2 separate regions of the Homo sapiens genome follow, and region 2 is linked to region 1. A link is a loop called in an ENCODE intact Hi-C map of the cell type or tissue named here. Cell type or tissue: body of pancreas. All regions are shown on one strand. Region 1 overlaps PI4K2B (phosphatidylinositol 4-kinase type 2 beta). Region 2 overlaps LOC124900685 (a long non-coding RNA gene).

Region 1 (2,500 bases):
ACTTGACTAAGACACCAGGTATCTCCAAACTCTTGGGCTGCATCTAAAGTCACATTCTTCTCATTAAAGGCCAGGATTTGATCTAAGAGTAGCATGACATCTCTCCAAGCAAGGTCGAAGGTTTGCCCTAGACCCTTTAGGACATCTATGTACCTATCAGGATCATCTGAAAACTTCCCCAGGTCTGCCTTGATCTGCTTTAAATCAGAGAGGGAGAAGGGGACATGTACCCAGGTTGGGCCAAATTCCCCTCCCCCTACAGCTTGAAGGGGACATAACCAATAGCCCGGGGGTTTGTGGTCCTTTGGAGATTTTTTTGCTTATTTCCTTCTGGGCAGGGGAGATTAGAGGAGGATTATCATTAATAGGAAGGGGAGCTATAGGGAGGCTAGGATATGGGGGTAAGCTGAGAAGTCCTCCTGTGGGATGTAAGTTGTAAGCTTTGCATAGTTGTGTATTCTCCCTCAATGAAAAGAAAGCTTGGACATAAGGTATTTCACTTCATTTGCTTTCCCTCTTACAGAAAAGGTCAAGCTGCTAGATAGTATTGTAATTTATACTTCCCTCAGGTGGCCATTTTTCCCCATCAGAGAGAGAATATTGGGGCCAAGCCATAGTGCAGAAAAAAATGAGCCGCCTCTTTTTCAGGGTTTATGGGTCAAATTGGTCCCAATGGCTTAGGATGCATTTCAAGGGTGAGTCTGTTGATGCCTGAGTGTTTCCCATCTGAAAGACAAAACCGCCTGCAGTTTTGGTTTGTTTTGTTTCTCCCCCTGCCCAAGAACCCGCAACGGTCCCTGGACCCTGCTGATCGGAATAGTTGCGCTCACTGACGCAGCAGCAGAAACAACCCCTGCCCAAGAACCCGCAACGGTCCCTGGACCCTGCTGATTGGAATAGTTGTGCTTAGTGACCCTTACCGACCCTTACCGACGCATTCTCAAAAACCTGTTAAGAGTCCTAAGCATTCTCCTGTTAGTATTGGGACTTTACCCCTGTCCTATAAAGATGTTATGCCCCAAAAATGAAGTGGAGAGCCATACCCTGAGGGAGGGAAGGGATCTCCAGGGTTGGAAGAGTGACACCTTTTGTCCTCACTTATATGAATAGGAAGGATACAATTTCTGAGGCTCCCCATATCCTAGCTTCAGGAATAGCTTTTGTTAGGCCTATTAGTCTGAGGAGGGATCCTAAAGTTCCAGGTAGTCCCCACTACGATGGGGCTTCGGGCAAAAATTATGTCTTTCTGATTGGTGAGCCTGGGTGCCTAAAGAAGGTAACAGTTTATACTAGAAGTCATTTTATAGGAGAAACTAGAAGAGCACCAGAGACAGGTAGCAATTTTTAGAAGCGGGACTAACCTCGGAGAAGAGAGGCGAGAGGAAGTTTGTCTGGCAGGCACTAGGACCCAGGGGGTAAGGGTCAGGATAGATAGGATAGATGGGCAAATCTCGCTTGGGTGACATGCCTTGGAGAGTTCCGCTCATGGCCGCAGGGTCAACCAAGTTGTTGGTACCTGCGGAGCTGCATGGCTTTCCTCTCTGTCGACCCTCGGCTCAGCCCAAAAGTACAGGAAAAGTGGAAGCTGGTTCTAGGCAAACCAACGCTCCCAACTCTGAAGAGTCTGGGGTTGTTAGAGAGCCCTTTCCCAGAAAGCCTGAGACCCGTGTCTTTAGTCCAGTGGCCATGCTAGTCGCTTTTAACTGGCCGACAGGTGCCCGGTATTTAGCCCCCGTTCTAAGGAAAAATAGGACAGAATAGCAAGTGAAAGGGGTCCGATGGCACTCACTGCTTGGTGATAGGTGACAGTCTCACTGCTCAGCGATAGGCGATGGTCTCACTGCTCGGTGATAGTCTCACCACTTGGCGATAGGCGATAGTCCCTTTGTTTAGCAATGGGCAGTTGTCTCACTGCTTGGCGAGTCTCACTGCTTGGCAATAGGCGATAGTCCCATCTGGGTCATCAAAATGTGTCCGGAATTGGTGGGTTCTTGGTCTCACTGACTTCAAGAATGAAGCCACGGACCCTCCCAATGAGTGTTACAGTTCTTAAACGCAGTGTGTCCGGAGTTTGTTCCTTCTGATGTTCGGATGTGTTCGGAGTTTCTTTCTTCTGGTGGGTTCGTGGTCTCGCTGGCTTCAGGAGTGAAGCTGCAGACCTTCGCGGTGAGTGTTACAGCTCAGAAAGGCAGTGTGGACCCAAAGAGTGAGCAGCAGCAAGATTTATTGCAAAGAGCGAAAGAACAAAGCTTCCACAGTGTGGAAGGGGACCTGAGTGGGTTGCCACTGCTGGTTCGGGCAGCCTGCTTTTGTTCCCTTATCTGGCCCCACCCACATCCTGCTGATTGGTCCATTTTACAGAGCGCCGATTGGTCTGTTTTACAGAGAGCTGATTGGTCCGTTTTGACAGGGTGCTGATTGGTGCGTTTACAATCCCTGAGCTAGACACAAAAGTTCTCCATGTCCCCACTAGATTAGCTAGATACAGAGCACTGATTGG
Region 2 (2,500 bases), 55 kb after region 1:
CTCATAAGAAGATTCCTAAATATTGTGAGCCTATTGCTTGAACATTAAAAATATATAATAAAAATGCATTTATCTAAGCAAACTGCATTATTAATCAGCATCATTTTGTTTACTAATTTTTAACCTACTTCAGAAGCCATATAAAGAGTTCTTCAAGAAAATAAATCCTTAAGCTTTAAAGTTTTTATTCTACCACTAAGCAATGACAATCGATTTAACTTTTGTCACTTAAAAATACTGTAAACTTACTTACTTTATGTTCTAAATGTTGTCTATCTTCAGTAAGTGGATAGAAAGTATGTACCATTCTGTTTTGAGTTTGGGTTTTGGGATAGGGACCTGAGTTTAAATCTTGGTTCTGCCCTTTGTTAGTTTCATGTCTTTGAGCAGATCTTGCAATCTCCCAAATCTGCTCTTTCTCCACGTATAAAAGACATGAGCAAATAGCTCGTGACGTTTGTACCAAGGATTAAATGAGGGTTGTTTTGTGAAAAATGTGGCATGAGCGGTCTTCATCTCCACTGAGCAGAGTCTGTGTGTTCACGGCACTTTTGGATCTTTGGTTTTAGATGACGAAATAAGGCATGCACCCATGTTTATGGGTTTGGATTATTGCATAAAGTGAATATGTGTGCATGCAAATTTCTAGATTTTATGACATCTTTCTTGGAGCACGGTGACAAATTTGGAATCATAAAGCTATTAAAGTTTTCTGTTCCATGGCATATAAGGGGTTACTCTGGGCTTGACAGGAAAAGGCACCTGAGGTCCCTAGTTAGAGACTTATCCAAAGCTGACTCCAGGATAGACCAAGTGGCATTTCCAAATGTATTTGTTCAGAATCCTGGCGCCTGGGTCTAGCGGGTGAAATGCTAACCTGGCAGTCAGTAGCTGGTGCTCTTGCATGTTGTCTTGTGGGTTTTTTAAGATCTGGAAATTGAAAGCATGTGATATCAAAAAGAAGCCGCTAATCTCTATAAGCGAAGAGATGTGTTTATTTTTCCTTTGACTCCCAGAACGCTGCCTGCCCCAGAAGCTCTGGTTACACAATTCCTACCTGACAGGTAAAGCTTCGGAAACTTCTGAGACTCACAGAAGCAGCAGAAAAATCAAGTAGACTTGCCTTCCCCCAAGAGTCAGAAAGTTGTATAAACATCTTGGGCTGGGCCGATCCCATAGCCGATGGAACTGGTTTAACCAGGTGCTTCTGCCTGAACGCCAGTCTGGGAGAACAACACTGCCTTTGATCTCAGTGTGGCTTTGGGAACAATCTAGAAAGCTACTGTAGCCTTCAAGTGTTTGTTTTAAATTGCAGTACTTAAAGGTAACCAGGAACTGCATTTAAACCCAAGTACTTGTTTAAACCAGGGAAGTAACTGCACTAGTATGACTTCTAAGCAATTTATCATCTAGCTACACTTGCTATCCATGTTGTCTGTGAGGAGTTGGAAATGCTTCATTCCCTGAATTTCTGGCTAAAGTCCTGCTCCTTCAGTGGGACAGTATCCCCTTAATATGTCTTGAGGACAAATGTTATTACCTTTAAGTTTCAAAAGTCTGAGGCTCGGGACAAGTTGTCATGGTTATGCAGAAGTTTAATGTAATCCTTACAGGAATGAAGTGGAAAAATCTTTGACTTTGAATGAAGAGATTAACTCAATTCTAGTGGCTGTTCTCCTTATAATTTGGGGCAGGTTATTTAAATTTCCTGTGCATGCATATGTATCATCTGTGTACATGTCTGTGTGTGTGCTTGCTTATTTATTTCACAGTGCTACCACACGTATCTTGGTATATCTTTTTTTTTTTTTTTTTTTTTTGAGACGGAGTCTCGCTCTGTCACCCAGGCTGGAGTGCAGTGGCATGATCTCGGCTCACTGCAAGCTCTTCCTCCTGGGTTCACGCCATTCTCCTGCCTCAGACTCCCGAGTAGCTGGGACTACAGGCGCCCACCACCACGCCCGGCTAATGTTTTCTATTTTTTAGTAGAGACGGGGTTTCACCGTGTTAGCCAGGATGGTCTCAATCTCCTGACCTTGTGATCCACCCGTCTCGGCCTCCCAAAGTGCTGGGATTACAGGTGTGAGCCACCACTCCTGGCCGTATCTTGGTATATCTCACTTTACTGGGTGCTAACTGTTGTCCATGCTACACTGGACATCTCCTGTTTTCTCCTCCAGATCTACTCTCCACCCTTCCCTCCTGCCTTGTGCTCTGGGAGGCTGACTTTCATGGATGGCACTTTTATGGACACCTCTCACTTCTGGTTGCTCTTTGCCAATAGGAGACACACAGAAGAAAGATGTGTAAGCTGAAGGAGGAGAGTGAGATTGAAGCATTTATCTCGCCAGCTTCTGCCCGGTGGGCTTGTCGTGGTTGGCTGAAGCCCTCTACCGAAGGCCACAGCTGTTGTAGACCTGCGTTTTCCATATACTTATTCTTTTTGGGTTCTATGAAAGTTCCAGAAACTTCCATGTCACTTTGACCTTGTAGACCTAGG

The links. A loop is a pair of places that touch in the nucleus more often than their neighbours do. Peaks named below come from ENCODE experiments on the same cell type or tissue, not always from the same donor. Only the 100,000 strongest peaks of a DNase experiment are listed, where the experiment ranks them.
Region 2: a loop joins it to region 1, with 1.9 times the contacts of the local background. A loop is called at or near these places in 58 of 110 quality-filtered maps.

Annotation. Positions count from the first base shown.
Region 1 is chr4:25,243,946-25,246,445 of GRCh38, forward strand. All of the region lies in intron 1 of PI4K2B (phosphatidylinositol 4-kinase type 2 beta), which reads left to right. Among named protein-coding and RNA genes, the nearest start is that of PI4K2B, 11 kb to the left of the region's middle. In body of pancreas, no CTCF peak of the experiment used is centred here; no DNase peak of the experiment used is centred here.
Region 2 is chr4:25,298,872-25,301,371 of GRCh38, forward strand. It overlaps LOC124900685 (a long non-coding RNA gene), which reads left to right. Exons shown (of 2, transcript XR_007058088.1): 2 at 2,285-2,500. Among named protein-coding and RNA genes, the nearest start is that of ZCCHC4, 13 kb to the right of the region's middle. In body of pancreas, a CTCF peak has its summit at 1,157; a DNase peak (open chromatin) is centred at 1,180; H3K27ac peaks cover 1,148 bases.